Regions from separate parts of the Homo sapiens genome. Here region 1 is linked to region 2. Evidence: read pairs that join two places in POLR2A ChIA-PET (ENCODE). Cell type or tissue: PC-9. All regions are shown on one strand. Each heading gives the region's core, and the rest is flanking DNA. Links, peaks and the distances in the headings are about the cores only.

Region 1 (14,708 bases), core at 10,708-14,707, 130 kb before region 2:
CTCCTTACACACCCGAGTCCAGGCGAACCTCTGCGCCTGATTCCCAAGCCTCTGATACCCCCCGGGGGTTAGGACAGTCGGGCATTTTTTCTTTGCTGATTCTTTTTTAGCATGTGAGGAGGAGGGAAGCGTAGAACACATTTTAGACTGTTCCACAGAGTATTAAAGGAAAAGCCTGATTTCATAGACATTCCTGATGGCAGCAGCCGACCCCAAGGTCCAGGGAGCTGGATTCCCCGACACAGCTCCTGGGGCCCTGCTGTTGTGGACAGCCCATCCCACGCCACCCTCAGCCCCTCGCTGTGGGACTGTGAGTGTGAGTGTGGAGGCACAGCTGGTGAGGAAGCTTGGAAAAATCGCGGTTGTGTGCAGACTTTTGCTGAGGTCTGCGTGGTCTGAGCAGAGGAGAGCAGGCTGGGATTCGGGGAACCCACGGCCGGATGTCAGGGCTGTACCAGCCTCTTGTGCTTTCTGTCCACACCTCCCAGCCCTGACCTGATAGGGACCTGCCCGAGGCCTGCAGCCATCTATCTCCAGCCAGGCTGGCCGGGCTTCTGTACTGAGAGCAGCCAGCTTGCATTTCTGCTGGTGTTAGCTCAGTGTTCTCATGAGTCTGATGGACGTCACGGGAAAGTCAATCCTAGAAACGTGAGCCAGTTTCTGTCAGCTGACGTCAGAGGCATGGGACTGCCAGTTCTGCAGGTGGTCCCTGTTGGCTAAGACCGGTGTGTCATGTTTTGGATGTAGACTTGGTCATTGTCCCTCAGATGCCTCCAGAGCACACGGTGCAGGGGTGTCACCTTTCCGACGTACCCATGGGTGCCCGGAGTTGCCTCCTTAGTGGGATCAAGACCATCCCCCACATGTCATGGACAGCTGGTGACCTGTAAGCCGTTTCTGGATCTAGGAGTTTGGCTTGGGATGGAGTGGGGTGTCGAGTGCTCTCAGAAGGGTTCAATGTCCCCCACTTCCCACCCACGACACGGGTCGTGCCCTGGAGATGGCAGTTGGAGGCAGTCCTACGACCTTCACACGACCTTCACGTGCTCCCCGTGTGCTGCGGGGTCTGCTTTTAGGGTCGCTCTTGGTGTTTGAGCAGTAAGTCTGCACAGGAGCCACTGCCCACCATGAAAGGGGGGAGTTAAAGGCGTTCCGAATCCCTTTGGCCAACGACGGAGTTGAAGGTGTTCCGAGTCCCCGTGGCCGGCGGCGACAGAGTTGAAGGCGTTTGGAGTCCCCGTGGCTGGCGGTGATGGAGTTGAAGGCGTTCCGAATCCCCGTGGCCGGTGGTGACGGAGTTGAAGGCGTTCCGAGTCCCTGTAGCTGGCGGCGATGGAGTTGAATGCGTTCCGAGTCCCCAGGACGCCATTTTGGCTGAATTTCCTTTACCCTCCTGCTCCGTGAAGCGGGGCCCATTGGGGAGGTGCTGCTCTGTAATCTGCTCTTCTTCTTGAATGTGTGGTTAGGGCAGCCACATTGATGTCCCCCAGGCTCCAGAGTGACCGCCCCTTAGGGGTCCTGCTGGGCGTTGGCCGCTGTTGGCCGCAGGGCACCGTTGGCCTGTGCATTGCTGCCACCTACCCATGATGGGCAGAATTGTCACGAGCTCAGGAGGAAACCATGGAAAAACCGCAGGTCCTGGAGCCTCCGTGTGGTTGTCGTGGGCAGCTTTCCACGCGACGTGCCCTCCCTGGGCGTGAGGCTGCATTTGCACTTAGCGGGGAGAGGGGGAATGTTGTGGGTTCTAGTTGGGCTTTTTGATGATGATATTTGGAAAGACTTGAGACAAAGTAGCCACCCTGTCCTGTCCCTTCCTCACCCACCACACCCACTGCTCCCCGCTGGCAGGCACTGCAGGCTGCACAAGTAACCGTGGAACCTAAACACTGATGTGCTTCGTCCGGGTTTTAAAAAGGCGCCCTTACCGCGGTTTCGGTGTTTGGCGTCTTCACGCCATCCGGGTTCTCGGTGCTCTGCTCTGAAGGATGGTGGAGGGCTGTGGTCTGTTGTTGGGGGTGCTGGGTGCAGGGTGGTTTCTGTCTGCCTCTCTCTACCCCCAACTCCAGCTTTCCCACCCTGCCCTCTGCTCTGGGGCACGTGTGCTGTTGGGATGCATCCCTCAGGGTTCACGGCAGGGTGTGGATTGCTGGGGGGCATCGTGGAGAAGGGCATCTTTATGGGAGGCATCCCTGCTCTGGGCCCCCTGCCGGCCTCCAGCTGTGTCTGCACCATGAGTGTGTTTGCTGGAGTGCGGTGTTTGCACTCCCTCACACCGCTGAGTGCAAACGCGGCACTCCTGCACATGTCGCCTCGCACCGTGGCGGGCGTGTCCCGTGGAAAGCTGCCCATGCTGCCCACGCCCTCCCTGGGGGCCCCTTGGCTGCCTGCACTCCCCAGCCGTGACCTCAGCTCCCGGCGCCGGCCCTCCTTGTGCAGCTCCTTCCCCTCCATGGCCTTTGCTGGCCCCAGGAGACTCTGGCCTGCAGGCTCTGAAGCCGGCTGTGTCCCTGGTGATCCTGACTGAGCCTTGGTGTCAACTCAGGTTTTTTTCTCCTCCTCGTTCATTTTTACACTTCGTAGGAAATTATTTTCCCTTTCAGCTTTCAAGTAGGAATAGTTCAGAAGGGGAAATAGTTCTGCATAGCGTCTGTGGTCTTGGCCCCGCATCTCCCAGTCCCACATTTTTATTTTTCCAAAGGCAACCCTTTCAGTTTTTTAGCTGTCTGTTTTCCTTGCTTCTGTATTTCTGAGTTCTGTATGTACGCAGCTGTTTCCTGATATCCTTAGTTTTAGATGTGTTCTTTCAAGTGAGACAAGACTCCAAGCTCTTGTCGGGGTGAGAAATCTGCGGGTTCACGGGCTACATGTGGGAGACGGGGAGGGGCTGCTGGTCACTTTCTCACCCAGGCCAGAGGATGGCGCCCTTACCCCCGAGGACGCCGGCATGTCGGTGACATGCCGCCCGCAGGAGCATCAGGTGCGCCCTGGCCGCAGGTGCCCCGGAGGTGTCGAACCGCAGATTTCTTCAGACGTTTTTTGCACATTTTGTGGGAAAAGTGGCTCAACCCTTGGGAGTCGTCTGCGTCCCCATATCAAAGAAATGTCATACAGGTTGGCCTTTGTCGTGAATATTCACGAGAGGAGATGAACATCCTGGATGTCCTCAGCGTGGCCTGAACTGAGCTGCTTCCCCCGGTGCCAGGAAGATGAGCGTCCCCTTGTCTCCGTCTTAGTCTCAGTGGCTCTTGCATTTCATGCTTTAGAATCAAAGGAAAGAAACAGGAACTCTGTTTAGTGAAGCAGCGATGAAGGAGGGGTTTGTCAGTCAGGGTGGACTGCGTTTTGCTCTTGAAACAATCCCCAAGTTTCAGTGTCTTAAAACCACAGGTGTTTTTTTATCCTGCTCACATGTGGATCACCGAGGGCAGGGGCCGGGAGGAAGGGGGTCATCTGGCTCACAGCCTTGCACCAGAGGCGTCACGAGAATCAGGAAAAGTTCTCCTCTCATGCCGAAGACGGGAGGGAAACCAGAGGGACTGGTGAGCCTTGAGTCGGCCACAGGTGTGTGGAGGATCGTGACTTAGCAAGCCGGGGACACGCTGTTAATGGACTTCCTGCTGTGGGGGTGAGGGCTCCGTGCTCCATCTCTGATGCCCTGTACACACCTGCCACCTCCCCTGTCCCCTCAGCAGAGACATGGCCGGTGCTGTCGTGCCTTTCGCTTTTACCTGTATCTTAAATCACACAGGAGTTCATTCGGATTTACCTGTACAGATACCCTGTTCTCTTTCTTGTTCCGTGGGAATTCACTGGGATTTACCCACACAGCCACCTGCTGCTTCTCCTTCTTGTTCTGTCCTGCATTTCTCACCTTCTAAGAGGACCATTTTCTCTTTGCCTGGAGAACACTCTAGTGTTTTCCATAGTGTGTGTCTGCTGGTGGCACCCTCTCGTTTGTTTATACCAAAATGGCTTTTTCCACTTTTTTTTTTTGAGACGGAGTCTCATTCACTCTTGTTGCTCAGGCTGGAGTCACAGTGGCGCGATCTCGGCTCACTGCAGCCTCCATCTCCCAGGTTCAAGTGTTTCTCCCGCCTCAGCCTCCCGAGTAGCTGGGATTACAGGCATGCGCCACCGTGGCAGGCTAATTTTTGTATTTTTAGTGGAGATGGGGTTCCACCATGTGGGCCAGGCTGGTCTTGAACTCCTGACCTCAGGTGATCCACCCACCTCGGCCTCCCAAAGGTGCTGTTTTTTTTTTTTTCCCCACTTTGATTCTTAAAGGTTATTTTTGCTAAGAATGAAACTTTAGTTTGCATTTATTCATTCGTTTGTGTTTTGGCACTTTAAAGATAATAGTCTCTTGTCTTCTGGAGAGGTTAGCTGCCAGTCTACTTATTACTGTATTGGAGACAATCTTTTAAGTTTCGCTGGCTTCTTTTGAGATTTTTATCTTTATTTGGTTTTCAGCACTTTTACCGTGATATTCCTAGAACAAGTTCCCTTTGTGTTTATCTGACTTGGGGCTCTAGGGTTCATACTTGTTCCATAATCTGTATTTTCTGTCGATGTTTTGTTCACTTTAGAAAAATTCCTAGCCATGATCTCTTTGAACATTGCTCACTGGCCTCTCCTCTCCTTTTGGGACTCTTATTACCCACGTCTTGTCTGGATCACCGCACTTAATTCTTTACGCCTCCTTACACTCCCTCCTCTGGTTTTGTCTTATTCAGTTTGGACTTTTTTTTTTCTTTTCTTTTCTTTTTTTTTTTTTTGAGTTGGAGTCTTGCTCTGTCACCAGGCTGGAGTGCGGTGGCACAATCTCAGCTCACTGCAACCTCCGCCTCCCGGGATTAAGCGATTTTCCTGCTTCAGCCTCCTGAGTAGCTGGGACTACAGGCATGCGCCACCACACCCAGCTAATTTTTGTATTTTTTGTAGAGATGGGGTTTCACCACGTTGGCCAGGCTGGTCTCGATCTCTTGACCTTGTGATCTGCTCACCTTGGCCTCCCAAAGTGCTGGGATTACAGGAACATTTTCTTTGATTTAAATTTCATTGTCACAAATTCTTTCAGGTGTGCCTTATCTGCCGTTAAACGCATCCTTGAATTTTTTTATTTTTCAGAACTTATTTTTTATAGTTTTCATTTTTTTCACATCCTGGAACATATTAAGCATGGTTTAAAATCTTTGTTTAATGTCATCATCTGGAGCCTCTGTGGCTGTTTCTGAAGGACGGTATATCATACATGAAAAGCATCTCCACCAAGCTGCAGGAACAAGACATGACAGAAATGCTTTGAGGTCTGCAATGTTCTCCTCTCCCAGAGAGACTTGATGTTGGCTCTTGACGGGAGGCGGGTGCTTGCTGTCGGGGTCACCTCCATTGGGTTTTGGGACGTAGGAGGGGTCCGTGCTGGGCTGGCCCACGTTTTACACCTATTTCTAGGTGTGGTCCTCTGGGTTCAGAGCCTGTGGTGAGGGCTCTACCGCTTCTCCCTTTGGTCATCCTGGACTCCCGTTCTCCTGCTAGCTGGAGATGCTCCTGGATGCACTGTTGGGGGTTTCTGGTTCTTGTGGCGCCCCCTGGAGTCAGCCGTGAGCCGGGGAGAGTTGGCCCCCGCCGCTCTGTCCCTCTCAGGTCTTCGTGAGCTCTCTGGTAACTGCAGGCACTTCCTGTGTGTTTTCATTTTGTCTGGCTTTTAAAAATGTCTTAGTGGAGGGTTGGTCTGCGTTATCTAGTCTGTTAGTTTTTAAAAAATATTCTTCATTTCGAAATAATTATAGACTTACAGGAAGTTATGAGATTAGTAATAGAGCCTGGCTGTGCTTCCCATGCTTCCTCCGCGGTGACTCCGGGTATGACAGTGTTGGAGCCGGGACTGCGGTGTCGAGGCCCTGCCTCTAACTGGACTGCAGGCCTGTGCGGTTTCGTGGCTTCATGTGTGTGTGGAGTGGCCATGTGTGTCTAGTTTCGTGCAGATTGATGCCCTGTGTAGATTTCTGTAACTAACTCCACACTCAAATCAGAAACCTGCATCCTTCCCACAGAGACAGCCCCTGCCCTTTGCATTCTCACCCTGCCCCCCTGCCACCAGTCTGTCCCTTCTAGAATATGCCATGATCGACTCGTATGGTCGTGGCATTTCGAGGTGGGCATTTTCTGTGAGCGTGGTGCCGAGACCCCATCCAGCTGTCCATGTGTTCACAGTTTGTGCCTTCCTAGCCCACGGTTGGGTTTTACCAGAGTGTGTTCGACCAGCACTCAGTAGAGTACACTGGGGCTATTTCTATCTGTTGCTGTTGTGAACAAGGTTGCCAGGAATATTCCTGTGCGAGATGTGGGTACAAGCCTTTTCATGTCTACCACTGAGTCCCGTGTGCCGTTTCGTGAGAGGCTGAGGCACCGCTTCATTCCACCGCTGAGCCCCGCGTGCCGTTTCGTGAGAGGCTGAGGCACCGCTGAGCCGCGCGTGCCGTTTTTAACTTGATTATAAAATACATTTAAAGTTCACATGCAGGTGCATCTCCAAGAAAATTATTTTAAAAACTAGTTAAGACTTTCATTTCCCAGTCCTCAACACACATCAGAGCAGTACTCTGTTCAGAGCTGAAAGGATTCGCGCTGGGACAAAGGCGTGTCACTTGAGTGAGTGATGGTGTCACAGGTGCCCACGTGGAAGAAGGTAAAGTCGTATCTAAAACTAAATGTGAGAGTAACTAATAACTTACGCATAAAAACTACCATCATAAAAATCCTCGAAGAAATTTTAGGAGACGTTGTAGGACAGTGTCAGTCTCTGAAGAAAACTTCTTAGTTTAGAAATTTTCAAATCTGCGCAGAAGTAAAGAGAAGTAGTTTACGGGGGGGGCCCAGAGTCTCGCCCGGCGCTTCCTTTCTCCTCCCCTCCTCTGAGTTTAAAGAAGACCCTGAATGTCAGGTCCCAGCAGCCCCTCGCTGGGTTTTTCTAACTTGTGGTAAGAACTGGTTTTCTGGGGTTTTTTGTTTCTTTTTGTTTCCCCCCTCTTGGCATGTAATCCCCAGCTAACAGATTTTATCATAATAATTCCACAAGGTAGAAACAAAAGGAGATAATTATGTTGGGCCTTATATTGAAGAATAGACCATGTGTAGGTTGGTAGGGAAAACGGAGATTGAGAATAAACGTCTGTTCTACAGTCGAAAAGGTAAAAAGTTAATTAGTGTACAAAGACTAAATTGTAAAACTGCCTGTGACGAGGTAAAGGATCCAGTATGAAATGGGGCAGAGCAGACGTGTGGGCATTTCATGCAGAAGAGGAGCAGACTCACGTGGCCGTGGACGGTGAGGGTGCCGGCCTCACCTCGGAGGCATGGAAGTACCAGGTTACTTCACATCGAGAGGACCGTTTTCCTCTTTCCAGTCGGCTGCGGTTGGCACTGAAGAATCTTGGTGCTGACAGACACAGAGCAGGGTCTCTCGTGGAACAGGAGTTGTCTGGTCTGTTCAGTTTGATGAGTGGCAGTATCTGTGACGATGGGAAGTGTGTGTGTGGTCCCTGTCCTGTGTGCAGGGACGCCAGGTGGACCGACGGCCTCCGCATCTGTAGCACGGTCAGGCCTCCTTGTTCACGGTGACAAAAAATGGAAGGAGAGTTTAGTCCCTCAGGAGAAATAGCAAATACCATGAACAAGTGTGCAGCAGGCGTCTGCGAGTGGGTTCCGTTGTTAGGTAGAGACGGTGGGAGCTAGAGCAGTGTGTGGCCGTGGGAGCTGCTGATGCTGTCCAGTCGTCTCTGTCTCGTGCGTCCTGGCCCCCTCGTGGCTGGTCAGGGCCACGTTTCTGGTCATGGAGAGTGTGAGTGACGAGCTATGTGGGGAAGTGACAGGCATGACCTGTGGTCTGGAGCATTGCAGGTGATGGCTGTCTGTCGCTTGGGTCCTGAGTGACAGGTCTAGGAGCAGAAGCCGCTATGCTTCCCGTACAGCCTGTCACAGGGACGTCTGCAGCTCCCTGACAGGCCGGCCCGGCTTCTCTGAAGTGCACGTGGGCTCACACATGGGCCTTCTGCCACGTGGCTGGGTCTGCAGCACTTTCTTCAGGCTGCTCAGCGGAGGAGGCGTCTTGGGCTTCTCATGGTGGTTCTGAAATGGTTCTGGGATGTTTCCAGCCCTGGCAGCAGGGTAGGTTGGGCGGGTGAGGGGCAGGAGCTGGCCGCACACAACTCAGAATGTGGCAAAGGCAAGCCGCTGTGGCAGGCGCTTTTAGAAAAGTAACATTGCGTCTATCCTTTTTTTTTTTTTTTCCAGTGTGTGTTTTAATAGAAAAGTTGTCACTTTCCAAAATGCCCTTTAGAGGTGACACCGTAATTGGTAAGTGCTTTTGTTTTTAATAATAGCATTTTCTTACAGAATGACTTCAGATTAAAAGGTAAAAATGAACCTGTTAGGATGGGGGCGATAAACGATTATAGCTTAAAGGTTCAAGATATTAATCGGATACGTTGCCTTGAAGTTGTTACAAGAACCTGCTTAAATAATGGGTACCCACCGCCCTCTCCCCCCAACACAGGAGGGCCCTTCCCCGCCGTCACCTCAGTACCCCCACCTCCTCGCTTCCATGCCCAGGGCCCGGCACTCTGGGTCAGTTCTTCTCCCAGGCAGACAGTCGGGAGCTGCAGCCACCCAGGCCCTCGTGGACCAGGAGCGTGCCGGCCGCCGACACCACGGACCCTGTGGGCAGAGGCGGCTCCAGTTCCTCAGCAGCCCCCCACACTGGGCTGCCAGAGCACAGTGAAGGGAGCCCCCAGGGCTGTGGTGTCCCGGGGCTGTCTCAGCAGCCTCAGAAGTTAGGACTTTTTTTTTGTTAATTGAATAGCCTTCACATTTGTTGCTTGTGCAGGATCTAATTGAGTTAAAGATTTGGGTTTATATTGGTGGGAGCCGGGGGAGACCGTTTGAAGGAAAAGATTTAGGGGTAACAAAAGAATAAAAGTTTCCCAAAATGTGATGTATAAAAATTTACAGAATGCTGGTATTTCCCTCAATAAGAGCTTACACAATTTAACAGCCATGAGAGGAAGGGGCCTTAGACTTAACACAACGTGGAGAATGTTCACTTTGGCTTTTCCACAGATTCCTCTCAAAGGTTACCATCGACTTTAAGATTAGTATTAATAGAAGCTGTTTTTGCTGTTGTTTTTGATTTCATGGTGTTTTTGATTGCCTGGGTACGCTAACTTGATTTTTTGACAGATGGTTGGCAATGGCTGATAAATGACACTTTGAGACATCTCCATCTCATCTCAAGTCACTCCCGCCAGCAGATGAAGGTACAGTGAGCATGGGCGTTCCCGGCCGGCGCTGTGGCGGTGTTAGTGTGTTAGTCACGGATGGTGTTTGTGTTGGCGACTGTGCATCATGAGGCTGTCCCTGCAGTAGCCTGATAACTGACAAATGGGGGCATAATTCTATTTGGAATCCCGGATGGTAGCGTCTACACGGTTTATAACCAGAAAATCCAATACAGCCATTGGAATCCGAATGTTTAATTTTTTATTGCTTCTGGCTGTTTTAATTATAGTTACCTTTGAAATACTTTTTCTGCATCAATAGTAACTGTGCTCTGTTGAGTTCCGTGTCCTGTAGGATCTGAGGTTTGGAAACTCCCTTTATGATGCTCCTGTGCAGATGAGAAAACAGCACCCCAGGACCTCTGCTCGCACACATTGACCTGGTCATGTTGTGTGGGTGCCAGTGTGTGTGTGTGTCCCCGGCCACCTGCCCTCCCCTCCCGTCCTGGGGGTTACAGGTGGACTTTGGACTCACAGAGCTGTAACGCTGATCTCATTGCATAGATAAGAAACCATGGGCCCGGCGCAGTGGCGGGTGGATCACTTGAGGTCAGGAGTTCGAGGCCAGCCTGGCCAACATGGTGAAACCCCATCTCTACTAAAAATACAAAAATTAGCGGGGCGAGGTGGCGCGTGCCTGTAATCCCAGCTACTCAAGAGGCTGAGGCAGGAGAATTGCTTGAACTTGGGAGGCGAAGGTTGCAGTGAACCGAGATCACGCCATTGCACTCCAGCCTGGGTGACAAGAGCAAGACCCTGCCTCAAAAACAAAAACAAAAACAAAAACAAAAAAAACCATGGTTACCAACGTTGACTAGGTTTTGATATTGAGGATGAAGAATGGAAGTACATTTAGGTGTCTTGTAATTCTCTGACTTCCTCCATGCTTAGCATTTCTTTTTCCTTAGCATCTTCAATTTTCTTATTTTTTTTTTCTTAAGGAACTTGAACATTCTGTAGGATCCAAGTACCGTTCTACTAATTGAATTTGAATGCATCATGATCAGTGCCTCAAAATTTTATTTCAAAAGTCCATGATTAATTCACACTGGCCATGATGCTGGTGCACTTTGCCCCTGGGATTGGCACAGGTGGTGACTCGTGGAATGCAGCACCCTGTAGACGACGCACCTCCTCTGCTCATGGCCCCCACCTGCCCCGCCCCCAGTGCCTCTCCAAGGCTGCTCTGTTGGCCTCGGCTCCTGGGCTTCGGGGGAGCGGTGGAAAGAACACGTGGGTTTGGTGTTTGCCACTTGCTGGCTGTGTGGTCACGAGAGGCTCCTCCGTAGGTGGCAGAGGTGGGGGTTCGAGGAGACAGTGGCACTGAGCCCCGCACGCGGCGGGACTGGTGACTCTCTGCCCGCTCCTGCTCTGTGCAGCAATTGCCGTCCCTCCCACCACGGTTCCTGGTGGCCTTGGGATGGGTTCCCGGGGGTCTCCTGCTGTCCGGCCCCAACTCCTGTTCCCAGTGCGCCCCCGGAGCCCTGTCTCTCTAAATGAGGCTGACGTGGCTTGGCCTGAAGGCCCTGCCCCGTTACTCTGGGTGCATAGTGTATGCCTTTTTCTTCATAACTATTTCTGGGAAAGAAAAATATGCTCCATTTTATTATTGTTCCATATTAGAAGACAGACATTGTGGAAGGAATAATCAGGTTATCCATTCAGTTTCTTAGTTGTAGTGGTAGTAAAGTGATGCGTGTATCTGACAGATGATGGTGAGCAGGCGTGCTGGAAAGGAGTAGCATGACTTAGGGGTTCTTTTGGTTTGGTTCGAAAGTCATTGCTGTGCCGAGATCTCAGGGTGACCCGCTGTGTCCCTGGTCAGGTCCTTCTCTGACCTCAAGGGTGACCTGCTGTGTCCTTGGCCGGGTGCTTCTCCAACCTCAGGGCGACCCGCTGGGTCCCTGGTCAGGCAGGGGCTGCTCTGACCTCAGGGTGACCACGGTGTCCCTGGTCAGGTGCTTCTCCGACTTCAGAGTGACCTGCTCTGTCCCTGGCCGGGGGCTTCTCCGAGCAGAGCTGCTGTGCGCTCACCGTGCTGCCTTTGTTTTAGGATGCAGCAGTCTCGGCCCTGGCTGCTCTATGCAGTGAATATTACATGAAGGAGCCGGGGGAGGCAGATCCCGCAATTCAGGGTGAGTGGGGAGCCCTTTTCTTGAAGACTCCAGGGGCTTCCAGCAGGAAGCTGCTGGGGAGTGTCTGGGCACGGAGGAGGCCTCGGTTGTGCAGTGGAGCAGAGCCACCACGATCATGGCTGGAGTGGGACTGTTCGGGTCTCAGGTTCCCAGCCGAGGAGCTGTGGGCAGGTCCTGCAGCTGCCCAGGATGTTGCATCAGCTCTGAACAGGTGGCTCAGCAGGGACGCGTCTCTGTTGACGGCACCCTCTTGCTCCATCACCCAGGCTGGAGTGGTGTGGCGTGATTCGGCTCACTGCAACCTCTGCCTCCTGAGTTCAAGCAATTCTTGTGCCTCAGCCTCCTGAGTAGGTGGGACTACAGGTGCCTGCCACCATACCCGGCTAATTTTTGTATTTTTAGTAGAGACGGGGTTTTACTGCATTGGCCAGGCTGGAATCGAACTCCTGACCTCAGGTGATCCACCTGCCTCAGCCTCCCAAAGTTCTGGGATTACAGGTGTGAGCCACTGCACTCGGTCAGTGTTTTTAGAATTTTTGTATGCACCGTGACATTTTTCTGCTGTGTGTTTCACTCGTTAATACATTTTGCTGTTTTTTCCTTCTTTATGAAAGTAGCATTAGGCTGGCTTTACGCCGTGTCCCGTGCGTAGCTGCTGTGCCGCCTCACTGTACATCCTGCACCCCCGTGCTGAAGTTCAGGCTTGCTTCTCGCACATCATGTTCGAGGGATCTGCTTCATGAATCGTACTTTTATTTTTAAAGTGTCACATGCACATATGTTGGCCCACAGTGTTCCTTTATGTCATATGATAGAACATGCATTATTAATCACGTCAAAAGTGTGTGAATCACCACTTAAAATTATTATAAGTATATAAAAATCATGCATTAGCTTGGCATGGTGGCACACACCTGTAATCCCAGCTACTTGGGAGGCTGAGTGTGGGGTTGAGGCTGCAGCGAGCTAAGCTTGCACCACGGCACTCCAGCCTGGGTGACAGAATGAGACTCTCTCAAAAAAAAAATTCTCTTTCTGATTCCTATTTTGAGGTAGGCCACTTTGGAAACGTGTCTGCTTTGGGAACCTCAGGCGGCTCCTCCTTTGTTCACTGTGGCTTTGCTCCTGTTTGGGGCACACGTCGGGTGTGGCTGTACACGATGGGCAGCAGAGGGCCTCTCTTCACACTCGTTGCTTCCTTTCAGAGGAGCTGATCACGCAGTACCTGGCTGAGCTTCGGAACCCCGAGGAGATGACTCGCTGTGGCTTCTCGTTGGCCTTGGGCGCCCTTCCAGGCTTCCTTCTGAAAGGCCGGCTCCAGCAGGTGAGGCTGGCCACGCGCAGTGGACGGGGCCTAGGGCGAGGGTGTGGGAGCCTCGTGTGTTGGGGCATGAGGTAGGCCCAGCCGTTAATAAACCCATCAGTGCTTGTAGCTGGGAGGGGGTTCCTGGAAACCGGCACCTGTGGCCAGGAGGAAGGGGGCAGAGGGCACCCAAGGTCTGTGGCCCCTTAGGGCCCTGGCGAACCCTTTGCTGTCAGAGGACAGACTTGAAAAAGCTGAATTCTGGGAGGGAGGAGAAGGTGTTGTTTGTAGAAGCAGCTGCCGAGAGTGAGGAGAACACAGTTGCCTTTGTGCGTTGTGGAGCCGGGTCCTGTTTTGGTTGCGGCCGTGCATCCTGCATCCAGGTCGGGGCAGAGGTGGTTCCACGTCCTCCCAGAGGTCAGCCCCACGCTGGCCTCAGTGACCTGCTCTCTCACGCTTTCCTGTGGTGCTGGTCCCACTGACCAACCTGCCGGGAACTCCTGCTTGTCTCCCCTCCGGCCACCTGGCGTCTGAAGCTGGAATAGGCCCTGGCCACTGGGTTCCCCACGCCCTTCCCTCCCCATGGGATCCAGCCTTGGCACTTCAGGATCTGCAGCTCCAGACGGACTCCTGCCTGTGTGGCGGGTGGGCCTCGCAGCCGCCATGCCATCTAAAACTCGCATGTGGGGGTTTATCCAGTTGAAACACAGATAAATGTGAAACAGGATCACTTGGAGATATGACAGATGAGGTTGTCGGGACCCAGCAGCTTCCTTTGTCAATACCCCAGGTCTCAGCGTAGGACAAAAGGGGGGGACCTCAGGTAGGGTGTGGCCAGACCCCCAGTGACACCCTGGGGTGGGGGCTGGCCGTGGAGAGGCTGGAGGTGACCTCTCCCCGGGTGTCCTTCCTGGGTTGTACTGGGGGCCGTGGAGAGGCTGGAGGTGACCTCTCCCCGGGTGTCCTTCCTGGGTTGTACTGGGGGCCGTGGAGAGGCTGGAGGTGACCTCTCCCCGGGTGTCCTTCCTGGGTTGTACTGGGGGCCGTGGAGAGGCTGGAGGTGACCTCTCCCCGGGTGTCCTTCCTGGGTTGTACCGGGGGCCGTGGAGAGGCTGGAGGTGACTCCTCCCCGGGTGTCCTTCCTGGGTTGTACTGGGGGCCGTGGAGAGGCTGGAGGTGACCTCTCCCCGGGTGTCCTTCCTGGGTTGTACCAGGGGCCATGGATGGCCGTGAGGAAGGTGGTGCCAGGAGCTGCCTATCTCATGGTGTGGGGTCTGTGGCTCCGGGCCAACATTGCCACCTCCCTAAAGAGTGCACTTTGTTATAGCTTATGGTTCTTCTGTGATTCTTTATTGCTTTCCAGGTTCTCACAGGTTTAAGAGCAGTTACCCACACTTCCCCCGAGGACGTAAGTTTTGCTGAGTCCAGGAGAGACGGCTTGAAGGCCATTGCGAGGTGAGTCCCAACAGTTCCTCCCTAAAGTCGTAAGTCTCTGAAAGGCCAGCAGATGAACGCTAAGGGGGATGTTTTTGCTCAGAGGCAGGACTTATGATTCTTCACTTCCTAGGTTTCCTCTCTTCCAGAGGATCGTCAGTCCCAGCTGCTGGAGGCTCTTTCATTCTCTTGCTGTCATAGTCGTAGTGAATGTTAAACTTCTTTAGGGACACTGGGCCCCTTGGAGAATTGGAGAATGTGTCCTGGCCCAAGGTTGGCAAAGAGGAGCTGACCCTGCCAGCCAGTGTTTGGAATGATCTCTGCACTCGTTGACAGACACGCACCTGGGGCCACGCCATATGCCCTCTCCTCCCTGCAGGCACACAAGAGGAGCAGTCCCGCGGGGGCCACGCACGCCCCCTTCTCTCCTATGCCAGCATCCGTTCCCTCTAGTCAGGGTGGGAAGTGGGAGGGACCAGCCGCAGGGGGCGTCCCCATCCA
Region 2 (13,344 bases), core at 1,914-5,913:
TGCCCAGGCCTGAGGCCTTGACCCCACTGAGATGTCCCCCCAGGAGGAGGGGTGCCCGGGGTTAGCTCCCCTAGGAGGAGGGGTACCCGGGAGTGAGGCCCTGACCCCACCGCGAGGTCCCCCAGGAGGAGGGGTGCCCAGGAGTGAGGCCCTGACCCCACCAGGAGGTCCTCCAGGAGGAGGGGTGCCCAGGAGTGAGGCCCTCACCCCACCGTGAGGTCCCCCAGAAGGAGGGGTGCCCAGGAGTGAGACCCTGACCCCACCAGGAGGTCCCCCAGGAGGAGGGGTGCCCGGGAGTGAGGCCCTGACCCCACCGCGAGGTCCCCCAGGAGGAGGGGTGCCCAGGAGTGAGGCCCTGACCCCACCAGGAGGTCCCCCAGGAGGAGGGGTGCCCGGGAGTGAGGCCCTGACCCCACCGCGAGGTCCCCCAGGAGGAGGGGTGCCCAGGAGTGAGACCCTGACCCCACCAGGAGGTCCCCCAGGAGGAGGGGTGCCCGGGAGTGAGGCCCTGACCCCACCGCGAGGTCCCCCAGGAGGAGGGGTGCCCGGGAGTGAGGCCCTGACCCCACCGTGAGGTCCTCCAGGAGGAGGGGTGCCCGGGAGTGAGGCCCTGACCCCACCGTGAGGTCCCCCAGGAGAAGGGGTGCCTGGGGAAAGACATGACCTCAGTAGCTCCGGGTACCCTCCACCTTTGCCCTCATTTCCGCCTCCGCATGCAGCCTTGGGAACTGCAGGGCTGGGAACCCGGAGAAGGCGGCCGGGCTCTGGGGGAGCTCAGAGGTGGCCTTCCCTGCCAGGAACACAGGCCAGGCCCCATCCCTATCTAACCTTATACTTGAGGAGCACAGAGCGGATATCTCCAGATTTGAGTCCTGAACGCGCGGCCGGGAACCCCAGCAGTTCTGAACTTGTCAAGGGAGCAGCCTGCCATGAGGGGTCTCCCAGGCGGCTGTGAGGCCTCTGGAAACTCCCTGCTTGGAGGAGGTTGACTGGGGACAGGGCCGTGGGGGTCAATAAAAAGGACTGCTGCCATTAGCCCTGGGCTGCCTGCACACAGAGATTAAGCCCGCTTGGGATTTGTTCCAGCTGATCTGAAGTAATGAGTAATTCACAATTAATGAGCATGGCTGTAAGCAGCCCTTCCTGGACAAATCCTTGGCTGTCCAAAACTAAGATTAAATGCAAATCATTCTGTCAATTAACCGTTACAACAAAGCCAAACTTCTGTTAAGCATCACTTCATAGATGGTTTTTTTTCCCTTAAATTGCCTCCTTGTTTGCAAAGCCTGTTTTACAAGTGGACTGCTTAAGTCACATGAGTGAAAATGCAGCCTTATTTACCGTTCAGCAAAAGCTATCTGAGAATTTGCTTCCAGGGACTTCATGTTCTCCAGAGGTTGGGGTACTAGGAATCATTTCATTGTAAAGGACTCAGTAAAAAGTAGCCCTGTAGCTGCCAGAATGCGCCGTAGGCTCATGATAAGGTAGGTGGTAAGGGCCAGAGGTCAGGGGTCACAGATGGCTTCTGCCCCTCCACAGCACATGGTGTCCAGAACTGGGCTTGCCTCTCACCTTCCTTCCTGTACATTTCCTGGTGCCAGAAATTTGCTTTTCACTGACTTCCCCCTAATTCAAATTTGATTAGAATCTCCTTTTTGGGAACATTCAAAGTGCCAAGGTGCGTTTCAGAAATGCAGGGTTGCAGAGGTGGGGTCCTGAAATCCAAGGGTGGTGGGGCCTGAGATCACTGCCCTCGCAGTAGGAAGATCCTCGGGGAGAGGTCAGCAGAGGGCCCGGACAGAAGGCACTGACACTGTACCCTGGAGAGAGACAGGAAGGAGGACCTGGGGCCTCAGAGCTGGCCGGGTGGAGATCGTGTGGTCTTCGTTCAGAGGGAAGTGAGGTGCTGATGAAAGATGATTGACGTCACGTGGGCACCAGCAGAGGAAGTGACACAAAACGCCCCACAGCTTTGGGTTCACTGAGTGGGCAGTTGTATTTATTTATTTTATTTTATTTTTGTAGAGATGGGGTCTTGCTGTTGCCCAGACTGGTCTCGAGCTCTTGGCCTCCCAAACTGCTGGGATTACAAGTGAGAGCCATTGCAGATAGCCAGTTTTCTTTATTTTTAATTGTTGTTTGTGCAAAAGGTTTTGGCGAATACTGGCTATATTCAGAGGACTCAGTACCAGTTGCCAGGGGCCTGGAGTAGGTGCTGTGGTCTCAATGTGTGTGTCCCCCCAAACCATATGTTGACACCTAACCCCCAAGGCGATGTGGTTAGGAGATGGAGCTTTAAGGAGGTGACTGGGCCGTGAGGGCTGTCCTCTCATGACGGACGAGTGCCCTTCAACGAGACTTGAAGGAGCCCTTCTGTCCCTTCCTCCACGTGAGGACACATAGAAGGTACCATCTCTGGGGAACAGGCTGTCACCAAACACCAAGTCTGCTGGCGCCTGGATCCTGGACTTCTCAGCCTCTACAACTGTGTGCAATACATTTCTACTGTTTATCAATCACATGGTCAGAGGTATTTTGTTACAGCAGCACAAATGGACCAAGACATCAGGTCTCCAAATCGAAGAACTTCTCAGCAGCCTTCAGTGCTGGGTGGGGAGACAGAGGTTCCCTGCAGGTCCCCACAGACAGTGTTAGACTCAGTGCTGGGTGGGGAGACAGAGGTTCCCTGCAGGTCCGCACGGACGGTGTTAGACTCGGTGCTGGGTGGGGAGACAGAGGTTCCCTGCAGGTCCGCACGGACGGTGTTAGACTCGGTGCTGGGTGGGGAGACAGAGGTTCCCTGCAGGTCCGCACGGACGGTGTTAGACTCGGTGCTGGGTGGGGAGACAGAGGTTCCCTGCAGGTCCCCACGGACAGTGTTAGACTCGGTGCTGGGTGGGGAGGTTCCCAGCAGGTCCGCACGGACGGTGTTAGACTCGGTGCTGGGTGGGGAGGTTCCCTGCAGGTCCGCACGGACGGTGTTAGACTCGGTGCTGGGTGGGTTGACAGAGGTTCCCTGCAGGTCCGCACGGACGGTGTTAGACTGGGTGCTGGGTGGGGAGGTTCCCTGCAGGTCCGCACGGACGGTGTTAAACTCGGTGCTGGGTGGGGAGGTTCCCTGCAGGTCCGCACGGACGGTGTTAGACTCGGTGCTGGGTGGGGAGACAGGTTCCCTGCAGGTCCCCACAGACAGTGTTAGACTCGGTGCTGGGTGGGGAGGTTCCCTGCAGGTCCGCACGGACGGTGTTAGACTCGGTGCTGGGTGGGGAGACAGAGGTTCCCTGCAGGTCCCCACAGACAGTGTTAGACTCGGTGCTGGGTGGGGAGGTTCCCTGCAGGTCCGCACGGACGGTGTTAGACTCGGTGCTGGGTGGGGAGACAGAGGTTCCCTGCAGGTCCGCACGGACGGTGTTAGACTCAGTGCTGGGTGGGGAGACAGAGGTTCCCTGCAGGTCCGCACAGATGGTGTTAGACTCGGTGCTGGGTGGGGAGACAGAGGTTCCCTGCAGGTCCGCACGGACGGTGTTAGACTTGGGGGACACTGGGTCCCCAGTAAGAATGATTCTGATGTGAGTGCAGCTAGTGAGGGCTGAGTTCAAGCTTTAAAGACAAGAGCCCAACAGGTTCCTTCAACAGCCTGATCCCCTAGACCTTCGTGTGTCCAAGTCTCCAGAGGGGATGAACCTCAACAGACCTGGTTCGACCTCCCCTAGGCAGTGGGTGCTGCCTGGAGGGCAGGGTCGCTCGAGACTGTAGGAGACTCTGCACGTGGTGACCATAGCACCCCCATAATAAAGCAGCCCGTGAGGGCAGCCTGGCTGTTCGGCGATGTGTGCACTGAGGTCATCTCTCCTACTCTGTCTCAGCTATTTAAAGGCTGTGACTCACCATGTGGATTTAATGACTTATTAAGGAGTTGCAGCCCATGCTTTTTAAAAAAGTAATCTACAAAAAAATAAATGAAAAAGTCTTCAGGACAGTAGACTTAAGTGCGGATGTGGTCCCTCGAGTTCCATTTTTCAGCCGCCCACATTCCTGGGATTCAGACCTGTTGGGGATTGTAGGATTCTAGTTGCACAGGGAAACCCAGAGTCAATTCAGGAGGATAATTCTGAGCCAGGGGTGGGGGTACCGGCCTGGAGCTCCGGGGGGTACGGGCTGATCCTACGAAAGGAAAGTCAAGCCTGTGAATTGCAGAGCCTGGACAGAGAAGTTGAGGTGACGGCGTTCTGCAGATCCGTGAAATTCTATTACACGTCAGAGGGAAGGGACGGCCTCATGTGGCCCCTTGGAGGGACCAAGCCCTACCCAGCGCCTTGCCCAAGTCAGCACGCAGTCAGTGTTGGCTCCACCCACCTGCACCGTCAGGCCTTCTGGAAAGAGAAGGAGATCCGACTGACGGAGCGTCTCCAAACTTCCAAGCAAATATTACCTCGTTAAAGCCCAGTGCCACATGACTGACCTGGAGCCACAGCCTGCCCTCCTTCCCTGGGCCTACAGGAAGGGGGAGGTTCCTGTCACCAGAACCGTTCCGTCATCAGCCGGGCAGATGCTCGCTGTGGATTCTAGGTGAGCATCAAGTACTAGGGACCATGTTTGTCTTGGATTCCCCCGTCCCGCCTGAGCCCAGAACGCAGAGCCGGAGTCAGGGGCTTGCACATGGAGCGTTTCACGCCCAGGAGGCTGGGGCAGGGGCCAGGAAGGAGCGGGGAGGGGGCCAGGACCAGCGTGCTCTGCTGAGGGTCCACATCGAGGGCTGGACCCTGGACCTCCACAAGCCTGGAGAATTCTCCATCCGAGCAGTGAGGAGCCCCTGCTTGTTGTCAGCTGGAGCTGCGCCTCGGGGCTTCTGCTGTCCTGGCCCTGGGGTGGTGACTGCAGGATCCCACAGGTGTCCCGAGGCCTGAGGCTCTTCTCACTGCAGAGGCCACCCTGCAGGAATTGGAGTTAGGACCCGGAGGGTGGGACAGGCTGACTCAGAGGAGCCAGCTCTCAGGTTGGCAGGAGGAGGAGATGCACAATGAGACAGCAGCCTCACCTCCAGGGGACGGCCCCGCAAGCCGGAGCTGCCCTCCTGCACACTCAGCACTCAAGGTGGATTTGGAGGTGACCTAAGCCCACAGCTCTCCAAGTCTTGGGGAAATCTACAGTGGATGGCAGGTGCCTGCGGACGCCGAGTGGGTGCGGCCCCAGTTATGCTCAATGCAGGGGCACCTGTGTTGTTAGCAGCTGACGTGGACGGGAAAGGCCTGTGCTGAACAACGTTCCGTGTTCAATTAGACACTCTCCTCCTAAACAGGGGCGGAAGACGTCTCATGGGGGTTCCAAGCGTGATTTATGGAACTCACTCCCATGAGATAACATAACATTTTTCACACGTGGGAGAAAGGGCTGGGCTCGACTGGTGCCTGAGTGAATGCTGAGGATAAATGGGAAGCAGGACATTCCAGGGCACCTCTGCGTCTTGCATGAGACCTTGTGAGGGCCCTGTGGTGCCCCTGATGTCACTGTCGAAGGTGGAGCCGCCCCCGCTCTGCCTCGGCCTCCCTCAGATGTCCTCCCCAGCTGGCCCTGCAGCGCACGTGGAAGACAGCTGCCGAGAAGCAGGTGTGATGCCAGCCTGTGGGAGAAGCCACATCTGGACAGTGCGTGAAGCCAGTCCAGGGGCCACACCGGGACCTGCCCTCAGCTCTGCCACGTCCTGGCCAAGTGGCCTTGGCATGCCAGCCCTGGTGTCCACAGAGGCATCCATTCCTCATGGCAAAGTGGAGTCAAGTCGGCTGATGCAGGCGAGACACCTGGCCGGCCTGGGGAGCCGCACCAGCGCTCCCCACATTGCACTGCTGACTGAGGGGTGCTCGGTGCCGCGGCTTCACACGGTCAGTGCACAGACATGAACGCTGGACTGAGAAGCCGCCGCGTGCACCTGGCCCGCCAAGTTGCCAGGGAGGCAAGGGTGGTGTTGACGTGGATCACCGAAGGAGCTGGCAGCCCAGCCGTCCCCGTGACTGGATGGAATCCGCAAGCGTTCCTGGGCATCCACTCTGGGAAGGGCTCAGTGCCAGGGCCTAGGGTAGTTTTCAAATTGCAGGTTGTGGCCAGTATACCAGGGGTCATGGGGTCAGTACACTGGGCTCTGACTGGCAATTCCTAAAGATGAAGTGTGAGTCTGTCCCATATAGTAAGAGCTGCATTGATTTGTAAAGCTTGTGTTGGTTTTGCACGTTCTATGCCAGTGTGTGCTGGACCGTGATAGAAAGCGCATTTCTCGCTGTGGTGCCTGCCGTAGTCTGGAGGGAAAGATGAGTCCGTGGCTCTAATGTGGGGTGGTGGGTGTGGTCTACACAGGGAGAGCGAAGAGCCCACATGGGGCATGAGAGGGGCCGGAGAGGCTGGGGCAGGGGAACCCGGGCCAGGTCCTGAGAACAAATGGGGTTATTCAGCTCCTAAAGGTGCAGGACTCAGCCCAAAGTCCCTGGTGACCCAAAGAGGACCATGTGAGTCTGATGTGGCTGTGGAAGGCGGGGCTCACAGCAGGCTGCCGGGGCACCATTAATGGGGGAGGGTCCTGTCCCCAGCGCATACGTAGACGGCCCTTCAGAACCTGCTCAGTGGTCAGTGCGGCCGTGCAGCTGCACCCCGGCCTGGTCACCTGTGCTGTGCCCAGCAAGGAAGATGCCCCCGCTCAGCCCGTCCATGCACCCTCCAGAGGCTGTCAGCTGCCTGAGACCCACACTGGCTCTTGCAGGCTAGAGGAGAGTTCAATGGCCATTCGGGCCCTGTCGCCATGGAAACACCAACTTTGGGTACCAAAAGCCTGAATGTACAAATTCATGGAGTATGACCTGCCTGGTGCCAGTGGGTCTTTGCATTTTTCTGGGGTGCCAGTGGGTCTTTGCGTTTTTCTGGGGTGCCAGTGGGTCTTTGCGTTTTTCTGATGCCCTCTGAACTCTTAGGTCCCGGTTCTGGCGGATTTGGCCCAGGCACCCCCAGCCCCCAGGTAGGAGGCACAACCCTGCTCCCAATGCCCAACACCTGCCCCCAATGCCCAACACCTGCCCCACACACCTGAGGTACCTCCTGGGCGTCCCACACCAGGACAGGCCTGGAGACTTCCAGCCACTGCCACCTGGCACACCCAGCACCTGCAGATCCACCACCTTAAAACCCACCTCTACTGCCCCATGTCACGGTCCCTGCGGGGCCAGGCCTGCCTGGCACGTCCACCCCGGGTCTCCCTGCCTCACCCTCTTGCGCATCCACAGTGAACAGGGGCATCTTTCCAAAATGCAGATCTGGCCGGGTGCGGCGGCTCATGCCTGTAATCCCAGCACTTTGGGAGGCCGAAGCAGGTGGATCACATGAAGTCAGAAGTTGGAGACTAGCCTGGCCAACATGGTAAAACCCCGTCTCTACTAAATGTATAAAAACTAGTGGGATGTGGTGGCGGCTAACTGTAATCCCAGCTTCTTGGGAGGCCGAGGCACAAGAATTGCTTGAACCCGAGAGGCAGAAGTTGCAGCAAGCTGAGATCTCACCACTGCACTCTAGCCTGGGCAACATAGCAAGACTCTGTCTCAAAAACAAACAAACAAAATGCAGATTGAATCCAGGCTCACCTGGTGACAGCTGTCCATATCCCCACCCTTTCAGGACAGCATGGCTGCCCTTTTGTGGGTGGTTCCAGCTACCCAGACCCTGTCCTTCTCAACACCCCCTCATTAAGGTAGGACCCTAAAGTGAATTCCTCCTTGTCCTTCAAAGCCAGCCTCCAGCATCGCCTCCTCTGGGATCTTCTCTGACTTCCCAGTCGGTTTCAGAAGCCTCTGATGACCCCATGCGGAGAAGACTGCTCCCCTCACTGCTGGCACACGGCAGATGCTCAGTAAGTATCGTTCAATGACTGACTAAATGTCTCATAATATCCTTCATAAACAAGGGCCTGGTGTGGATTCATAAATGGGTCTCTCAAAGTTTAATTGGTGAGACTCTGTTGTATCAGACAATGAAGGGTTAAAAGATAATATTCAAAAAAGTAAAATCATGACACACAAATCTAGAATGAACACACATTGATAAGGTTTGGATCTGTGTCCTCACCCAAACCTCATGTCGAACTGGGATCCCCCGTGTCAGAGGCGGCCGCGTGGGAGGTGACCGGATCGCGGGTGGACCCTTCATGAAGGGTTCAGCACCATCCCCTTGGTGCTGTCCTGGGACAGAGTTCTCTTGCGATCTGGTTGTTTAAACGTGTGTGGCCCCTTCCCCCTCTCTTTTCCTCCTCCTCCTGCCGTGGGAGACACTTGCTCCAGCTTCGCCTTCCGCCGCGAGTTGAAGCTCCCCGAGGCCTCCTCAGAAGCAGAAGCCACCACGCTTCCTGTACAGCCTGTGGGACCCGGAGCCAGTTCAACCTCTTTTCTTTATAAATTACCCAGACTCGGCCGGGCACGGTGGCTCACGCCTGTAATCCCAGCACTTTGTTGAGACCGAGGCAGGCAGATCACGAGGTCAGGAGATCGAGAACATCCTGGCTAACACGGTGAAACCCCGTCTCTACTAAAAATACAAAAAATTAGCCGGGCGTGGTGGCGGGCGCCTGTGGTCCCAGCTACTCGGGAGGCTGAGGCAGGAGAATGGTGTGAACCCGGGAGGCGGAGCTTGCAGTGAGCCGAGATCCCGCCACTGCACTCCAGCCTGGGCAGCAGAGCGAGACTCCATCTCAACAAATAATAATAATAAAATAAATAAATAAATAAATAAATAAATAAATAAATTGCCCAGACTCAGGTATTTCTGGATAGCGATGCGAGAATGGACTAATACACGTGTTAAGTCAAAAGTTTTATTTAACTTATTAATTCATGAGGGAAGCAGGAAGATATTAAAACTGGTTCAAAGGAAAATCCACAGGTTTAGGCAATCGAGCTGAAACGAACTTGCTAATACAGTCGTCCCCCGTATCCCCGACTTGAGTTGTCTGTGCTCAACTGCAGAAAACAGGTGAGTACAGCACAGTAAGATACCTTGAGAGAGAGGGAGATCCCACATTCACATAATTTTTATCACCATAGATTGTTGTAATTGCTGTTTATGATTGGTGATTGTTAATCTCTTACTGTGCCTATTTTACAAATTAAACTTTATCAAAGGGCTGTACATATAGGACAAAACATAGTCTATACAGGGTTCAACACTATCCAAGGTTTCAGGCATCCACTGGAGTGCTTGGAACGCATCCCCCAAGTCATCACCAAACCAGCCAATATCCACAGGGCCTGAAACCTCCCCTTTGGATTCTCTCTTCCATTGGTGGAAATCAGCCGTGTCTCCACTGACAAGTGTCCTTGCACCTCCGTGGGCTCCTGTGTGTGGCCGTCACCTTTCTGGTGTGCAGGGAACTGTCTCACAGCTCCATTAAAGATGAGGAAGGCGCCGATCACTGCAGCACCAGAGAACCCAGGGGTTCGCCTGGCCCCCCACTGAAAGGATGCCCAGAAACCTCCTCACCCATTTTAATGTCTTTCCCACATTTTCCTGATGAAGACTCAGCACAGACGCTCACAGCATCATTGGGCACAACTGGGTCTGGTGGCAGAAGGCCCGGAGGGTGCACGGCCCCCTCCTGAGGCAGGTGTGCGGTGCTGGGGAAAGGCGGAGCACGAGGGCTGAGCTCTGGCCGTGGGACCCACCCAGCAGTCTCCCCTCTGGGGCAGGGAGGGGCAGTGAGAGCGTGGGGAAGGCAGGGAGGGGAGCCCAACGGTCCACCCTGGGAGGAGCCATCAGCCCCCATCCCTCAACCAGGCGTCTCCACAGGCCACCAGGGCCATAAAGGCAGGTAGGACCCACACCTGCTGATGGGGAACTGCACCAGCAGCCACCCAGAAACCCGAGGCCTGTACGGTATTCCGTGCCGGGGAGGGCCAGCACTCAGCCCCCAGCTGCTTCCCTGAACCCCACGGTCTGAGGCTGTGTCAAAGCTTCCCCAGTGTTTCCTGGAAGACGCTCCTCCATGGATCCCTTGCTCCTGCCCATCTTGCTGGGCCAGGAATGCAAACTCCAATGGCTGCCCCGGGGTCGTTTCTCAGGGGGGTGTGCACGGGTGTGTGCACGGTGACCGATGCCTCTCTCTGGGACGAAGAGCTGGCACACTGTCTGCCTGCTGTACAGCAGCGGCTTCCCAGAGCTGAGGGCCTCTCCTGTGGGCAGTCCCCTGTGTGGGCAGCATCTGTCTGAGCCCCCGCACATCGCTGCTGGGGAAGGGGCTTGGGAGCCCACTCAAGGTGCTGACCCTCTGGTTCTGCTTTTGCTGTGAGTGATTAAGATCCTCTATCTCTGACCCCAGCAGTCTGGTGCTTCCTGCCAGCACCCACGAAACAGGCAGGCTTGTTAGCCCGAAAGTAAAATCTCAGGCCCCTGCACAGTTCAGACGGCATCCAGCACAGTTGGGGCTGGGCCCTGCCCTCACGACCGCCAGGGCCTGGGGTACCCTGACCAACTCCTAACTCCCAGGACCTGGCTCTGGGGCCATCTAGCCCAAGTTGTCCTAAGCTACGAAAGGCGATGAGGCAGCCCAGCTTATGAAGCTCTGGCTCATGCACAGACACACTTTACCCCTCCGTGCCTTAGGACTGTCCCCAGCACCTGCCTGTCCTTTTTGCAGGAGATCGTTCTGCTAAGTGGTCTCCAGCTCTGTGTCTCTAAACTGACCTCCTGTTGGGGCAGGGACAGGGTCTTCTTGTCTACTGCCAACTCCCCGTGGCTGGCAGAGTCCAGTGATCACGTGAGCCGGTTACTGCCGCGGCGCCAGGATGAGGCAGCTGGGAACATCCCAAGCAGCAGCTTGAGGAGGGAGAAGTTTCCTTAGGATGGGGTGTGGGAGGGTCTCCGACCAAGCTCCTTGAGAAGCAAGGCCTCAGCCTCTTCACACCCGCAAGGAGGGACGGCAGGCGTAGACTCCAGGGCAGGCTGCGTGTCCGGGCAGTCCCAGCCCTGTTAGCACATGCCCCAGGGCCACACAGCACAGAGACCCCACACAGGGAGGTCTCCCTCCCTGCTCTCCCCCTCACCCTGGCCCCTAAAGTCCTGCTGTTTATTTGGTTGGTTCTGGAAGGAGCGCCATGGCTGCGTAGCTTTGCTGTGCACCGTGCAGGGCGGCGGCCAGCACAGCTTGGTGCCCAGGAACTGCTGACGGACCGAAGGAGGAGCGCCTGAGACAGTGCCAGCGAATAGGCCCCTGCAGCAAACATTACGACTGCGCTTACACCTACATCTAGTTAGATACGGATTCTATTACTGAAGTAACTCAAACTTTCCAAAATGCTTAAGTGAATTTCACAGGTGGGTGTGGAATTGCCAAACGCCAGGTGTACACTGCTGGTTTGGATTATCTGGTCATTTTGATCTGTGAAGTCAGGTAATATTCAGGCCCTCCCAGAGTTTCCATTGTCCTGTTCTATGGTCAAGGCGGGGCTGCAAACCAACCACGCCCCCTCCCCGCATCCCCGGATGCCTGTGGGGGCTGCAGAGTGATCGAAATGTCAGGTAATTCCACAAAAATCCACATTTGGATTTCGGGCTTCTCTTGGAACTGACCATCTGTAACTCCGGCTCACGCTGTCCTGCCGGCACCTGGCTGGGGCTCAGCGGGAGCTGTTCTCTCACTCCTTCCCAAGCCCCGTTGTCCCCCTGGACAAATGGGTGGAATTCTATTAAGGCTGTGAACTTAAGAGAGCTCCGGAGCTGAGAGAGGTGCCGGCCGTGCCGCTGGTGCCTTTGAGAAGCTCCTGGCTGCCGTCCATCCAGGCCTGGCCTCAGACCTGGATCCCTGTTCACCCTGGGAGTGGCCCACCTGTGGAGGGAGGTGCTCCCCACCACAGCCCCCAGCCCTGCAGCCCCTGCACCATCTGTCCCCAGGGCAGCTGCCTCTGCAGCCAGGTCCAGGCCTGGGGAGCTGGAGGGCACCAAGCGGACCGCAGGTGAGGGGCCCGCAGGTCAGCACAGGTGGGTCAGGTCCTAGCCCGCTTGTCATACAGGTCATATGGGACTTAGCCTACTTTCCCTTCTGTTTAATATCTGCACCCCTGAATAGTGCAAATGCCCAGAGGGAGGGATCGGAGGCTGGGAGATCCATGGGGGATTCAGGGGGCAGCTTGGGGGACAACCGTTGCAGCCGTGCCCTGATGTCAGACACAAGGATACCACTAGGCCCTCGCCCAGGCGTCCAGAGAGAAAAGTCAGCTGGCGGCAAAGGCCTTGTTCTCAGGGCCACATGCTGATATTTTAACCAGTTCTAGCTCACCTTGGAAATGCTGATGCCAGCAGGACGACACCAGGTACAGGGTGCAGGTGGGTGCTGGACCCCCCAGGTGGCAAATGAAAGCGCCTGCGGGGGACTCGGTCAGAGGGAGCCTCACAGAACGTTCTGGGCTAAATCTGGTCATCAGACTCGGGGCTGGCGTCTTCCCGACACGTGAATTTGGAGGGTGTGTGAGTCAGGATTCCTGGCTGAACTGGTTTGCACTGGTTTGAAGTCAGGCAGGTTGGCTGGTTGCCCGTGTCACAGGAAGGTGGACAGGACATAGGTGCCGCTGTCAGGAACAAAGCCCCAGCCTCTGCCTGTGACGCCCCTCTGAGGGGGCATGGGTCTCCCTCCCCCGGAGGCCCGGACAGCGGCCAGGAGCAACTGAGCTTCCTGCCAACCTGGTGACCCCAAAGGTCGGAGGGTGAACTCCCTCCAGCTTCAGCAGAACCAGTGTTGATCAACTCATCCCAGTTGGCCTGGAACTCAGAACCGATGTTGATCAACTCATCCCAGTCGGCCTGGGACTTTCCTGATGTTAGCAGGGAGGGTTCTGAGTCCCAAGAAGCGCTCAGTCCCCAGCATGCCCTGCGCGTCGGTCACGGAGCCCCAGGAGGAGCGTGCAGCCCGCAGCCTGGGCCTGGGCACAGCCGGCTTTATCAGCAGCTCCATCCCAGCCCCACAGACAGGGGAAGAAAAGGTTGGGGGCTGGGCAGACAAGACCATCCAGGGCCCCGGCTGGTCACCCAGGCTGAAACGGAACACATCTGTTTCTCTACACTCTAAACACTTTGCACCAAATGTGCGGGATTTTCACACCAAGCAACTTTCCAGTTCTCAGTGGACACCAACGGGGTGTCCCACGATTCAGTTCGACTCTCACACTACCTGCAGGTAGCGCAGACCCCGCAGGCTGGGGCTCCGTCCCACAAGCTGCCCCTCTGCAGGCGACCGTCCCAAGTATCGGGTGCCCAGGGTTCACACGCCTCCGTCTGACTTGGCTACAAAGTTGGGGGTTGCCACGACTCCTCCCCAGGCTTGATAAT

Evidence for each region. Peaks named below come from ENCODE experiments on the same cell type or tissue, not always from the same donor. Only the 100,000 strongest peaks of a DNase experiment are listed, where the experiment ranks them.
Region 1: POLR2A ChIA-PET joins it to region 2 with 6 read pairs; 2 of 35 experiments call an interaction of 5 or more read pairs at or near these places.

Annotation. Positions count from the first base shown.
Region 1 is chr17:82,912,264-82,926,971 of GRCh38, forward strand. TBCD (tubulin folding cofactor D) reads left to right here. Exons shown (of 39, transcript NM_005993.5): 24 at 8,293-8,355; 25 at 9,238-9,314; 26 at 11,389-11,470; 27 at 12,676-12,794; 28 at 14,137-14,228. Among named protein-coding and RNA genes, the nearest start is that of ZNF750, 80 kb to the left of the region's middle. RefSeq lists an enhancer at 7,595-8,794. In PC-9, for the core only: no CTCF peak of the experiment used is centred there; no DNase peak of the experiment used is centred there.
Region 2 is chr17:83,052,392-83,065,735 of GRCh38, forward strand. It overlaps LOC124904094, which reads left to right. Exons shown (of 4, transcript XR_007065967.1): 2 at 6,957-7,000; 3 at 7,294-7,398; 4 at 7,765-8,774. Among named protein-coding and RNA genes, the nearest start is that of QTGAL, 7.3 kb to the left of the region's middle. In PC-9, for the core only: no CTCF peak of the experiment used is centred there; a DNase peak (open chromatin) is centred at 3,870.